Regions from separate parts of the Mus musculus genome. Here regions 1 and 2 are each linked to region 3. The links are chromatin loops, found by intact Hi-C in ENCODE. Cell type or tissue: left cerebral cortex. All regions are shown on one strand. Links, peaks and the distances in the headings refer to the core of each region. The heading gives the core; the rest is flanking DNA.

Evidence for each region. A loop is a pair of places that touch in the nucleus more often than their neighbours do. Peaks named below come from ENCODE experiments on the same cell type or tissue, not always from the same donor. Only the 100,000 strongest peaks of a DNase experiment are listed, where the experiment ranks them.
Region 1: it touches region 3 in a loop (5-fold over the local background); 2 of 42 quality-filtered maps call a loop at or near these places.
Region 2: a loop joins it to region 3, with 11 times the contacts of the local background. A loop is called at or near these places in 3 of 42 quality-filtered maps.

Annotation. Positions count from the first base shown.
Region 1 is chr7:118,439,099-118,443,804 of GRCm38, forward strand. It overlaps Syt17 (synaptotagmin XVII), which reads right to left and starts at 4,462. Exons shown (of 8, transcript NM_138649.2): 1 at 4,248-4,462; 2 at 4,021-4,038; 3 at 3,250-3,398. The coding sequence starts at 4,250. In left cerebral cortex, for the core only: no CTCF peak of the experiment used is centred there; DNase peaks (open chromatin) are centred at 2,657, 3,053 and 3,690; H3K4me3 peaks cover 1,100 bases; H3K27ac peaks cover 1,322 bases.
Region 2 is chr7:118,426,540-118,431,245 of GRCm38, forward strand. The region is part of intron 5 of Syt17 (synaptotagmin XVII); the gene reads right to left. Among named protein-coding and RNA genes, the nearest start is that of Syt17, 15 kb to the right of the region's middle. In left cerebral cortex, for the core only: no CTCF peak of the experiment used is centred there; a DNase peak (open chromatin) is centred at 2,598.
Region 3 is chr7:118,362,631-118,367,336 of GRCm38, forward strand. It overlaps the pseudogene Gm32766. Among named protein-coding and RNA genes, the nearest start is that of Gm35309, 36 kb to the left of the region's middle. In left cerebral cortex, for the core only: a CTCF peak has its summit at 2,284 (motif pointing left); DNase peaks (open chromatin) are centred at 2,181, 2,854 and 3,229; H3K27ac peaks cover 1,229 bases.

The sequences.
Region 1 (4,706 bases), core at 1,341-3,840, 77 kb after region 3:
GCTATGCTCCAGTCCAGCTGCATGAGTTCCGTGCCACAGCTGGGCATCCCCCGTGCAACCCACGAGAACCTCACCTAAAGTAGCTACTCCATATAGACTTGCTGAGCACATAAACAACCTGACTTTCCTTCATTCTCCCATAAGGATCTTCCTGGCACTGCTTCAACAGAGCCAGGTAGACAGTGAAGCCACCAAAATCTTCACCTATCCGTATGACATTAATACAAGTGATAATGAGTACAGCGTAACCAGAGATCTCACCCAGAACACACAGAGGCCGGTTCATCCACCACGTGGCACAGCACGGAGATGAGCCCCAGATGTCATGACAGGAACAGCCTCTCTCAGCCCAAGCACTTGACATTTCTACTTCCTGTCTGTTTGGTAACATGTAACTGCTCACTTGGTAAACAGATCTGGAGAGGACGAAAGCTGCAGATCTGCCGTTTGAACGGTTGAACCTGCCTCCACCCCATACACATCCCTGCCCTTCTTTACATTGTGTTAGATGCCAAAATGATTGAAGAGCTGTTTAGGGTCTCAGGGAGCCTGGTTCACATTGCAGACTGTCCAGCTCCAAATAGTGCAGTGCAAACTGACATAGCATTGGTAGGTAACCTGACTCCCATGCTTGCTCTATGTCCTAGACAACACTGAAAAGTCCCTGAGCCTGTTGACAAAAGCCCATCTAACCCCATGACGATGTCAGTGACTCACACACTATATGCACTCAAACAAACAAACAAACAAACTACAGGGCTGGAAGATGGTTCAGTGCGTAGCATTTGTCACATAACGCTAAGGATCTGAGTTCAGATTCTAATGAAGGCCAGCATTTTTACTGTAAGATAAGAGGCAGAAATAGGGACTTGGTGTATGTAGTGGAGAACAGCAAGACACCTTGTCTTGAGGTAGAAGGTGAAGGCTTGTCCCATGACTTCCATGGGTACTCACAAAATGTACACATGTGCACACACACCATACACCAAAGATCAGGGAAGACGAGGTGAGCAACTGCCAAGGGAACTGAGCCTCACTTCTCTGTGCTGGTGACTTAAGACGCTTTCTCAGTCTCCTCCTAAGGTTTGTCAGATGGTCAACAGGCCTTTCAACTTTACACACGGAATCACGCACACATTTGTGCACATGCATGTATGCATTTGGATGTCTTTTTTCCTTCCGTTTTGTCTCCCATTTGAGAATCAAACCTTGAGTCCCACTGCAAGCACTGAACTCCATCCCCATCCCTTGAGTTTCTGAGACAGAGCGTTGCTGTGCGTCCCAGGCCTGGGATGCACGATCCTCCCACCTCTGTTTTTAGGACTGGGAATACAGACGAGACACTGTACCTGGCCATCAGCTATTCTATTGAGTGACTAAGATATGTGGTTTTTTAGGCTCCAAATGGTCTGAACTACTCTGATCTAAGGACTCTATGAAATGGGATTGTCTGTCACATCTCAGTTCTGTGCCACCTACTGGAGTCAGGCCACAACTTAGAGATAAATTGTGTCCTCACAAGACCAAAAGGATGCTTTCTGCTCCTGGGCTAAATGCATTCTGAAGATAGCTCGTTCACATTTGTTTTTGAGACAGTGCCTCACTATGTAGCTCAGGCTGGTCTTGAACTCACAGTCCTCTTGCTTCTGCCTCTCCAGACCTGGGCTTAAAGATATGCATTACTATGGCTAGCTTTCTTCGTTTACTCTTAATTACAGCCTGTAAAGCAAATTATTTTATTATTCTCATTCTCTAGTTGATATAATCAAAGACAAACCAGGATTTATAAAATCATAAGGCCGGGGGCAGAGCTCAGTTGGTAGAATGCTCACCTAACATTCTTAGCCCTGTGTGGTGGCACATGCCTGTAATTCCAGCACTTAGGAGGTAGATGCAGGAAGAGTCGAAGTTCAAGGTCATCTTTGGCTACATATTCAAGGTCAGCCTGGGCTACCTGAGACTCTGTCTTAAAAAAAAAAAATAAAAATAAGCAAGGCCACCATGCCTTTAATCCCAGTACCCGAGAGGCAGAGGCAGGCAGATCTTTGTGAGTTCAAGGTTAGCTTGGTCTATAAAGAAAGTTCCAGATAAATCAAGGCTACACAGTGAAACCCTGTCTCAATAATAAACAAACAAATAAACAAATAATGGATGTTCCATTCATTTTGATCATCAACAAAGTCTCAAGCACTGTTACGAACTTTTCTAAATACAAATTCATCAAACACATGTGGTAAATACTAATTTTTTTATTGTCCCATTTTACAGATGGAAAACCAAGACTCAGAAAAGTCAAGCAACTTTCTCAGAGCTAGAAAGCTGTCGTAGAAACTGAACTTGATGGAACTCGCACTGACTTGAAGCCAATTTGTTCTGGCAACATCTGAAACTTGCTTCTAAAAAGAGCACACAGGCCATGATCCCCAACCCAGAGGAAAACTGGGGCTCCAGGGACTTCTGGGATTTCAGCCCCAGATTCAAGTGCTACCCCTGGATTCCGTCATACCCAGCGCCATCTCCTCGCTGGGCCTCCCTCCCAGAGTTCCCAGCAGCTGTTGTTGATTGCTAGGTCTTTCCCAACCCTGGTCTCCTGGCTCCTCCTCAGTCTCTGACCACATCCCTCTCCCTGCCACAGAGAGGTGGATCAGACATGTGGCTGCGCTTCAAAACTGCATTCCCAAAATATCTGAGAGACTAGCAGATGGAGATGTTGTATTCGGGTGCAGGAGGGGAGTAGATTAGAAATAAAATGAAAGGAGCTGGGGTGAACACCGCCAGCACCAGATGCAGTATGCATGGGCTTGGGCATCCTTTCCTGGGGTTATAAGGCCTTGTTCAGGCCAGCCAAAAGCAGCATCAGAAAGGTGCTAGCAGCTCAGATTCACCAAGCACATACTTGGTGCAGGCCTGGGGCTGGGCCTTATGTCAGTCTGCCATGCTGCCTGGGAAGGAGGCACTTAGACACTGCTACCTTCTCAAAGTTCTTCAAAACAGAACACAGATCCTTTTCTGCTTGGATACTTAGACTACTTAAAGTGTCCCCAAGATTAGCATCACCCGGCTAGCATCTCAGAAGCTTGGTGTGAGCAGGAGCCTCACCACCAGCTGGTCGCACCAGCTTGCCCACAAATGAGGGGGCATAAAGAGGCCCTTCTTGGTTATGTCCATGGAAACTCAGTGTATCCCCCACCCTGCCCACCCTCCAGGGGAGAGGCTGCTGGGAGGTAAACTCCCAAGCGGGGTACTCACAGCCATGGAGGAGTCTGGGCAGGGAAAGGCCCCAAGATCTCCACTTCATCTTCACTGGACTGGCAGCAGCTGGACTCATAGCACCTCTGACAGCAGTGTTGGCAAGTCCAGCCGCACAGCAGCACGTCAGAGATTCTAGAAAGCAAGCCCTGGGGCCATTGCGGGGGGGGGGCAGAGAGAGAGAGAGAACACCCCAAATTATAAACAGCCCATCTGGGATTGCCCCACCCATGATAAATAAATTCCCAGATAAATGAAAATTCCCAGAGCAGAATTGCTGGTAGAAGAAAAAAAAATTTTTTTTCTCTCTTATTTATGCACTGTGGCATACGGGACAGCAAACAGAAGTGGCTGCAGATACTTGGAGCAAGCCGAGCGCTTGCAGGTGTTTGCCTTGGTAGTGTATGTGTGTGCCTTTCTTGACAGGTGGGTGGTTATCACAACATAGAGAGGGCCAGACAATATGTTCTCAAACACACAATGCATAGGGTTCTCTCCTGGCAAAAGAGAAAAAGATACTTCAGGAAAAATAGCCCCAGGGACATGCAACTAAACTGGGGGAGACCGGTTGAGTTGGGACACACACGCTGTCTGTCCAGCAATGCCCCTTTTGTCAGGGTCTCCCTTTTGGTAGAAGGGAATAGAAACTGTACCCTTCTTAATACCCTGTGACTCAGTACTCAATCATGCCCCAGCCCCACACCAGACTCCAAACGGAAAGGCAAGCATTTGATTAGAATCCAGACCAAACAGATGATTGAATTAACCCACCTCGTTCAGTGGTTCCAACTGCCCTTTTAGAGAGCCACGGTGAAGCCAGGGTTGGGCGGGTGGGAGAGAGAGAGAGAGAGAGAGGGAGAGAGAGAGAGAGAGAGAGAGAGAGAGAGAGAGAGAGAGAGAGAGAGAGAGAGAGAGACCAGTTTAGCAATATTCCAGCAACTCAAAGAACAGCAAGACAAAAACAACAGAAAGCAGCCCGCGTCTTCCTTCGCACTCACCATTTTGGGGAGGGAGCTGACTTTACTACCAAGGTATGGCTATGTTTGCAGGGCTGCTGGGAGCCTCTTGGTTAACTAACAGCGAATAAACGGGAACTGTGAGCGTTTCCATTTGATGTGCACCGTGTGCTGTTATGAATCAGAGCGGGTAGATAGCTCGTCATGCTACTCAGCACACAGCCACACTTTGGGGGACTCGAAAACCTTCTCAGACTGAAATAGCCAGAAGCCAACCCAAGAGGGCCTGATTAGCTAAACTGACAGGCTGACTCCCCCGCCCCTGCCAGGGCCCTACCTTCCAATCCTGCTCCAATCCTGCTGGTAGAGAGCATCCTTCGACCACCCACAAATGGGGGAGGGGCTGGGAGGGAGCCAGGAGCTGATCCTCCCTCCCTGGTGTGGTTCCACCCCTTACCCCATCTTCTCCCCATAGGTTCCTGAGCTCTAAGCCCCCTCCTC
Region 2 (4,706 bases), core at 1,341-3,840, 64 kb after region 3:
AGTGGGCAGTGTACCTTTTGTATGCCAATGGCATTGCTTGATCACTGGGACCTCTAGGTAACTTAAGGGTGGGACTGACTACTAGAAAGACCGCGAGTAGAGAGTTGGAGACAAGTATCTCCATTCTCTGACTTCCAGGGAGAGGTGGTTGGGTAGAGGCTTAGTTCAACCACCAGTTGACAATGGTTCACTCCATCATGTTTGTTACCATGGAGTGTCACCCAAAATCACAAGCATCAGGGGTTGGGAAATGTCTAGACTGGAGATTCTGTCAGGGTGGTAATAGAGTGGTGGGTTTGAAGGGGTGAGGGAGACGTCACGGTCGCCTCCCCCGTGCCTTTCCTAACATGCCCTTCTGCTGGCTGTTCCTCGATTGTATCCTCCATAAGGTACTGCCCTGATGCTCTGTCCCAGTGCAAGGGGCCAAAGCCCCATGGGCTGAAGCTGCTGAAAATGTGAGCTAGCATAAGAAGGAAAGGGCTCCACTGGTCTCGGTGATTTACAGTCTAGTCAGACTAAGTGGTTAAGTGAGACTTATGAGTGACAGGCACTAACTTAGGCAGGGAAGAGTCTGAATTGAAACAAAGATGGTCTCAAGAGAAGTGGAGGCTAACACATACATTTGGTATCAGAATTCTAGGTCAAGCGGTTCACAGTGAATGCTCCCGAGGAGGCTGCCACAGAGGCCATGAGAGGCTGAATCTTCACACCGTACAAGCCTCCCGTGACAGGCAGAAAATTGAGGCTGAGCACTGAAATGGAAGCTTTCTGAGCATACCTATCTAGTAGGTGGGAGAACCGGGACTTGAACCCAGGCCTGTGTGACTGCAAGGCCCATGCTTTTATCTGACACTGAACCATGTTATCTGAGGAAGGCGGGCGGTAGAGATGGTTAGGACAGTAGCGAGACCTGTCTTGAAGTCAGGCTACCCAACTAATCCTGATTCTACCATGAAAATCTGTGTGACCTTGGACTAGTCAATCTTTCTGTGATGCAGCCTCCTTACTTAAGAAGTAGGGATGTTCACCCACATTGCTTCTGCTTCCTCCTTTAGTTCTCGTAACTAGGGATCAAATGCTCATGTGGAGCCAGTGAGATGGCACAGCAGGTGTCCTGGTTGATTGTTTTTTGTTGGTTTTTTTTTTTTCCATCTTGACACAGGCTAGGAGAGGCACCTCTATTGAGAAAATATCTCTATCAGATTGCCTGAAGGCAGGTCTGTGGGACATTTTCTTGATTGCTAAATGATAGAGAAGAGTCCAGCCTACTGTGGGCAGTGCCACTCCTGGGCATGTCCTGTGTTGTATAAGGAAGTAGGCTAACAAACAATGGTTAGAGCTTGGGGACTCTTATGGAAGAGTTGTGGGGAGGACTGCAGCCTTGAAGGGGGTAGGAACTCCACAGGAAGTTCAACAAAGTCAACCAACCTGGACCCTTAGGCGCTCTCAGAGACCAAACCACCAACCAAGGAGCAAACATGGGCTGGACCTAGGCCTCCCCACACATATGTAGCAGATATGTAGCTTGGTCTTCATGTGGGTCCCAAAACAACTGAAGTGGGGGCTGTCCCAAAAGCTGTTGCCTGTTCATGGGGTATGTTCTAGCTGGGCTGCCTTGTCTGGTCTCAGTGTGCCTAGCCTCACAGAGACTTGATGTGCCAGGGTCGGGGAGTACCCAGGGAGGGGGCACTCTTTCAGAGGTGAGAGGGGATGAGGGGAGGATTGTGGGAGGGGCAATGGGGGGGGGTCAGTGAGTGGAATGTAAAGTGAATAAATAAAAAAAGGAAGGGAGGGAGGGAGGGAAGGAGAGAGAGAGAGAGAGAGAGAGAGAGAGAGAGAGAGAGAGAGAGAGAGAGAAAGAGAGAGAGAGATGCTGAGCGAACCCATAGGGAGCAAGCCAGTAAGCAGCACTCTTTACTGCCTTCTGCTTCAGTTCCTGCTCCAGGTTCCTGCCTTGGCCTCTCTCAATGGACTGTGACCCATATATAAGCCAAATTAAACCCTCTCCTGTCCAAGCAGGTTCTGGTCATAATGTTTGTCACCGCAATAGAAAGCAAGTTAGAACAGCAGAGCAGGTGAGGGTGCTTGCTGCGTGCCTGATGACCTGAGTTTGATCCTGGATCCTACACAGTCCCCACAAGTTGTCCTCTGACCTCCTCAAGCACTCCACAGTATATGTACACTAAGTAAATTTAAGAATGTAATTAAAATTTTAATAAGCTCTCAAGTGTGAAATTGATTTCTACTGAGGGAGGAGGGGCACAAGAGGCCACCACACAGGGAAACTTGTAGTTTCTGCTGCCCTATAAGGCTCTGGTCTATTCCCCAGAAGCACTATGGGGCTGTCTATCAGAAGCTGAGTCAGAAAGAGCTTTAACACACACACACACACACACACACACACACACACACACACACACACACCAGGGTTCTAAAAGGTCAGGGCTGACAGCATCTCTGAACAAGTTTAAAATGTTGCCATTTGCCTGGCTAAGGGCTGAATGGTGACAGTAGCAGTTGGTGAGGAATCTCAAAATACAGAAGGCAGTTAGGAGCCTCTGTTTACCAGGCTGTTTTTAGCAGTCCAGAAGGCAGGCTGGGGGCGTCTGTAACTCCAGGCAGTTTCCAGGTACTGAGCCCAATCAGCACAGAACTCTGAGTATCTCACAAGCCCTGGTGACACCACTCTATCTGCTGCTATCACAGTGCACATATGTCACTAGACATTTACCCAGATCCATGGGATGTACACATTAACAGTGTACCCCAAACTGCAATAGTGATGTGTTAACGTGGGCTTGTCTCTGGTACCATACAGACTGCTGTGGTGAGTGAGGTGGAAAAGGGAGGACTGAGTGGAGGGGGGTGTGGAGGGGAGTGATGGGAAACCTATACATCTCCCTCTTGATTCTCCTTTGAGTCCCAAACAGCTGCGCGTGCGTGCGTGCGTGTGTGTGTGTGTGGTGTGGCATATATGTATGTGGTCTTGTGTGTGTGCGTTCATGCATTATGTGTATATGTGCATGTGGGGGGCTTAAAGGTCAATATCCAGTATCTTTCTCAGTGGCTCTTCACCTTATTTTTATGTAAATATTTATTTTATGTTATATGCATGGGTGTTTTGCCTACATGCACATAAACATACATTACATGCATGGCTGGTATGGTGGATCCCCTGGAACTAGAGTTACAGACAGTTGTGAGCTGTTGGGTGGGAACTGAAAATTGAACCCCAGTCCTCTAGGGGAGCGTCCAGTGTTCCTAACCACTGAGCCATCTCTCCAGTCCCCTTCCACCTTATGTTTTGAGGCGAGGTCTCACACTGAACCCAAACGTCCTTCTGCCCCAGCCCCACAAGCACTGGGATTACAGACGCACGCCTGGAACTTAGGTCTTTAAGTGGGTACTAAATTTAGGTCCTAATGCTTGCACGGCATCACATAACTAGCTGAGCCTCCTGCCAAGCCAATACATGAAAATCATCCTAGCCAGGCATGATGGTGCATGCCTGTGATCCTAGCGCTCGGGAGTCTAAAGCAGGAGGATTGTGAGTTCAAGGCTAGTCTAAGTTGCTGGTAGGTTTGCTCTTTGCTAAGAGCAAAGCCCTCTGTATCTGGGTTCAAATGCCAGCAGGGAAGCCTTGGCTACCAGCTTCATAGGACGGAGGAGGAAAGGATGGGGAGGGAAGGAAGAGAAAGGGATTGGGAAAGAGAGAATGGAGAGAGGGAGGTGAGGGAGGAAGAGAGGGAGGGGTGGGGAGCAGGCCACAGCATGACTCCTGGAGGACCATGCTGGAAGGGAAATGAACACAGAGCAAGACCTCCGGGTTGGGGTATGTGGGTGTCAAACAATTTCTCTGCTTCTCCAGGGTTTTCGATGAAGGATGCTGTTTGAGTTTGGTAAGACGGAACTCTCCCCCATGCCCCAATTGTAAACTTCTGAGTGGCTGAAATGGGGTAATGCTTTGGACATCAATGGTCCTGCTATCGCCTTAGATGCAGGAAGTACCCAGCAGGTCCTGATGGCAATGCAAGAGGGAAGACTCACCCAGAGAAAGTATCTATGGTCTGAAGCCAGACTCACGACAGTCCCTGTACCCTGCCTGCCCTCTCCTTGTCCTCCCTGCTTCAAAGACCTGAGTCTGGATGCCACCTCCCACGATGGGCATCAGAGGTCTCTTACCTACTAGGACCACAGACCAAAACTGCCAGGGAGTTAAGCTCCCAGTTCTCAATAGCCTTCACTTAACAGTTCTGTGGATGAACAACACTGGGCTCCTATGTGTGCCTTGCACAAAATCCTATGTCCCTGGCAAGTTTAAGTACCAGACAATGGCCCATTGTGTTGATATGCACATCACACACTCTTTCTGACGTTCCAAATCCCTCCTGGTGTTTCCAATTGGTGGCATCTCCCTGATAAATGATGTGCCTTCCCTTGGGGCCTTCTTCTTGGGGAATCCATATGAAGAAAGGGGCAGATATCCATCTTGAAAGACAAACACATACACACACAGCTAACAGGACAGTCCTCTTGTCCCCACGCTGGTGAACCTGTGTGCCATTGGGATGTGACATGGCTCACGGGAAAGGGTACACACTTAGCAAGCACAATGCTCTGCGTTTGATCCTTAAGCACATAACTCTCTCCACAAACCAAGCAACGTGCCTCTGTGAGGCAGCCCCAGGTCACTGAATTCTTGACCA
Region 3 (4,706 bases), core at 958-3,457:
CAACTGCAAGGTGGCTTTAGGTGCATCAGATGGGCATCTCTGGTAAGTGCTTATGCACCCTGACTTCATTGCACCCAGGATTCTTGTTCAGGGTAGTTCTTCATAGCTCCTGTGATCACTCCTCTTCTCCTTAGCACACAGAGGGTCTATGGGACTTGGGTCTTGCACTTTTATTTTAATGATGGGGAGTGGTTTACATGCATTTGAGTGCAGAGAACAGAACCAGGCACTGGATCCTCGGGAGCTGGAGTCTTAGGCAGTTGTGAACCACCTGATGTATTGCTGAAGTGGGAACTGAACTTGGCTCCTCTAAAACACTCTAAGCTTAACCCTGAGCCATCTCTGTAGTCCAGGTTTTGAATGAAATACAGCCATGTAGGGATGTATTCAAACAGCACTGAAGGTTTGCTGAAGTTGCCAGATCTGAGTTTTCCAGACTGTTCTACACTATCATGTGATTGATGAGCAACATGGTATGGCCTGGACTCTCACTGGCAACACCCAAGGCTGGGGGTGCAGAAAGCACATCTTAGCAAACATGGGTGAGTGCGAATGTGTGAAAGCTTGGAACTGCTCATCTGTAAGTAGAAAGATGAAACCTGTAGAAGAACCACTCTTCCTCCCTCCTCCCTCCTCCCACCTCCCTCCCTCCTTCTTCCTCCCTCCCTCCTCCCTCTCACCCCTTCTTCCCTCCCTCCCCCCTCTCCTTCATTACTCCCTCCCTCTCACTCCTTTCTCCCTCCCTCCTCCTTCCATCCCTCCTCCCTCCTCCTCCTCCCTCCACTTCTCCTTCCAGCCCTTCTGCTCCCCTCCTCCCTTCCTCCCTTCCTCTCCTTCATTTCTCTTGCCCTTCCCTCTTTCTTCCCACCTTGGCTAGCACTTGGTAAAGAGGAATTAATAATTAGTTAATGAAGTGGGGCTGGGTGGGAAAAGGAGGAGGAAAATGCCATTTGGTTTCGAAGTCTTCTAACCTCAGGTAGAAAATACTTCCAGAAATACCTGCATCTCCCTAATTCTGGTCCCTTTGAGGCCCCCCTCTCCAGGAAAGAGGCATTTCTGCATGCCTGAGTTGAAATAAACCAGAAAATGGGCTGTGGCAGGTCACTGCCCCATTGCCCTCTTTCCATGCAGGCCAGCAGAGACCTTTAATTGGAAGGTGGGGAGGCACAAGAATTAACTCCTACCCATCTGGAATTTTCCTTCTCCCCTTGCCTTTGGGAGCTTAGAAGCTGACCTTAGAAGGGTTTCATCAGCTGGACCCAACCAGCCTCTGCTAGGCTGTATATCTTCACAGGCACACCTTTGAATTTGTATGTTGACCTTTAGAAAACAACCAAACCAGCCTTTACTATTCACTCGCCGTGTGCTGTGCACTGTGCAGCTTTGCACATACTAATTTAATCTTTACATACCTGGTAAGGTAAACACCACAATCACTGCACTTTACAAAGGAACTTGGAGCACAGAGAGGTTGACTACCTTGTTAAAGGTCACTTGCTCATAGGTAGCTTGTGGGACACAAGAGTCAACGGGGGGGGGGGAGCGCGGGGGAGCACACAGAAATGATGTCATTAATACTTAACTTGTGGATGTGAGTCTTGCTGGCACAACTGGAAAGAATTAATGGTTCTCTGGTCCCTGTCAGCAAGGACCTCACAAATAGGACAGAGCACTTCAAGCTCCACCCCCCACCCCCCGACCCCCCGCCAAACCCCATGGGCAATGACAAGGTTACCCCTGAAGCATCTAAGCACTGCACACAAGCAGATGTGAAGACTCGAGAGGCTTCCTGGAAAAGGTAATGAATGAGTAGAGACCCTAAGCATGGTATGAATCAAAGTGTTCCAGGCAGAGGGCATGGCCCAGGCAGAGGGTGGAGTGGTTTGGAGTAGGGTGGGGGTGGGGGGAATGGTTCAGCAGGACCAAGAATCTGTGAAGGAGCAGGAATCCAAGGTGGGGCTGGAGAAGGGTATGGGGGATACAGGGAGAGAGGCAGACAGGAGGTGCCAGAGCAGGAGGCGGAGGCTTGTTGCTCAGGAAACCAAGAAGTCAAACTGCATGGTCTTTTTCTCAATTAGCAGCAGCCAAGGTCTCCCAGCTGGGGGTGTGGGGGGAGTCAAAGCCGTTAGGAGCTGAGCTTGTTCTGGGATGAAAACACATCCGTGGAATCCAGATCTCCCACTTTGAAAGAATAAATTGTCACCTTCCCACTCAATCTGGCTGTGAGCTCCCCTGGCCCTGCTCCAGCCGCCCACAGATGCAACACTCTGCTCTCTGCTGCCTCCTGCAGATGCACAGCATTGTGGCCACCGCCTCCTGCTGGGATCAGCGGGCTGGGGTAGGGGTGCACCAGGGACAAGAAGGGGACAGGGGAGAATGGACACACAACAGACCAGACAAGGAGAGGAGGTGAAGAAACTCTAAGGCCACATTCACCTTCCCTGTTCCCAGAGTGAGCCCTAGATACTCCTGGGAGATAACAAGAAGTGTCTTCCAGACTCCAGCAAAGTGGTGGAGGGCTGGGTCACCCTCCTGTTGCCTGTCTGGTCTCAATGCTCGGCAGTCCTTAAAAGCAAGCCTTACTTTTCCCATCTTGAGCTCTGCCTTCCCCTCTCTGAGCAGTTCTGGAGGCACTAGAGCACAGAGGAAAAGCCCCCAAACCACAGCTTAGATTGATCCAAGCAGGGAGCATTCACTGGGTGTTTAGCGCTTGGTTCCTGGAGGCCAGCCCGGGAGAGATACTAGACCTGTACCTGCTTTGCCGATGAAGATCAGAGGTCACTGCCACTCACTCCTGGCAATCAGGTTTGTAATCTGAAACTCCCAAGCACTGCAATGCTGCTGGAAGACTTGGCTCTGTGGTTGTGGTTCTCTCACTGGTAAAGTACATGCAGTTGGCCTCTGTACCCACAGGCTCTGGTCCATGAACTTAACACACAGTGGAGAGAAAGCATCTGAGGAGCAGGGCACCGCTCCTGTGCTGAACGTAAACTCCTGGGTCCTGGTAATCTCGCCTGGGGACTTGAATATGCCAGGCAAACACTCTACCCAGTCCCCAGACTTCTGTGTTTTGAGATAGAGTCTCATATGGAGCTCAGGCTGGCCTTGGGTTTGAGATTCTAAGATTCCCAAGTGACATAATTGGAGGTAGATAGCTTTTGTTTCCTGTCATCACCTCTACACAATGTGCTCCAGCAACTGTTTGTTTTGCTGTGATATTATTATGTGAGTTCAAGAACACAGGAGATGGAGCTTGGTTAGATGCATCCTTCTACAGCAGGGACCAGGCATCTGAGAATTTTGGCATCTTCAGGAATGCTGGAACCAATCTCCTGCAGATGGCTGAGGGACCACAGTCTATTAAACACCAAATTTAACCATGATTTAATTAAGGACATCAGCATTTCCTGAGTTCCTATATGTTCCTAAGCATGTGACCTCATGCTGTTCCCATATGGTATTAGTTATCTTATCCTAAAGAGTACTTCAAAGTATGTGTAGAGTGCCCTGTGACTACAGAGCGGGGAACAAACTGGGCCAGAGTGTCTGAGGCACGCTCCAGGATTGGGCCTGCTCTAGAAGGCAGGATATCTAGTTGCTTGAACCTCTATGCTCCAGCTTAGAAGCTTTGGCTCTGATACCAGATGGTTGGGACCTCGGCTCCCTGGGCCTCAGTTTCCCTTTTGAAATGGGCATGAGTGGAGCTGGGTGGGGAGCTGGCTCAGTGGGTAAGGAGCCAGCTGTAAGCACAAGGACCTGATTTTATCGGACTCCCCAGCACCAATGTGAAAAGTCAGGCACAGCAACACAACTCTCAGCGCTGGGGAATTGGAGAGAGGTAGGTCCCTGAAATGCTTTAGCTAAGCAGCCCAGCTGGTTCAGGGTCTCTGGATCAGTGAGAGACCCTGCCACAAAAAATAAAGGCACAGAGCATCGGAGGAAGACATCAAATGCTAGCCTCTGGCCTCTACAACAGAGCAACTGCATTCAACACACACACACACACACACACACACACACAGAGCTTTTTTTGTTTTTTTCTGGAAAGATGCCTAGGCAGAGTGAGCAGCTCTTAGACTTTAGGTGTTATCACCTGAGAAGCAGCCTGGGCCTCAGAACCTTCCCACAGCTAAGACTGCAATGCCATGTTGCTGGTGGTCAGGAGTGCTGAATACCTTGACTGATCTCTCTCTCTGCACCCCTAGGTCCTGCAAAGGCAGAGGCCAGAGTTTCAAATCAGTTTGCCCTGATGTCACATGAAGAGTTCTGAGTTCAGGAGCTGGGGGAGGAACCAGCCATGGCTGAAGAATCCTAATAGCCATTGTCTTTGTTATTCCTTCCAGGTGCTGGCTCTACATACTTGCAAGAATACACAAAAGCAATGAGATCAAAGGCAATCTCAGAGCAAAGGATTGGGGGGAAAGGCCCATCTGGGAAGTCCTCCCAGGTCCTTCAGACAAAGGATCTTTTCTCAAAAGAAAACCCAGGAGTGAGGCTGAGAGGATCTGGGACTGGATCCACATGCTCAGGGGATAGAGAATGAAAGGCAGGAGCTGTGGGGTGAACGGCGAATGGATGCTTTGTACTGCTTTTGGGTTGTTGTTGTTGTTTTTTTGTTTTTTTTTGTTTTTTGTTTTTTGCTTTTCTCAAGACAGGGTCTCTCTGTGTAGCCCTGGCTGTCCTGGAACTCACTCTGTAAACCAGGA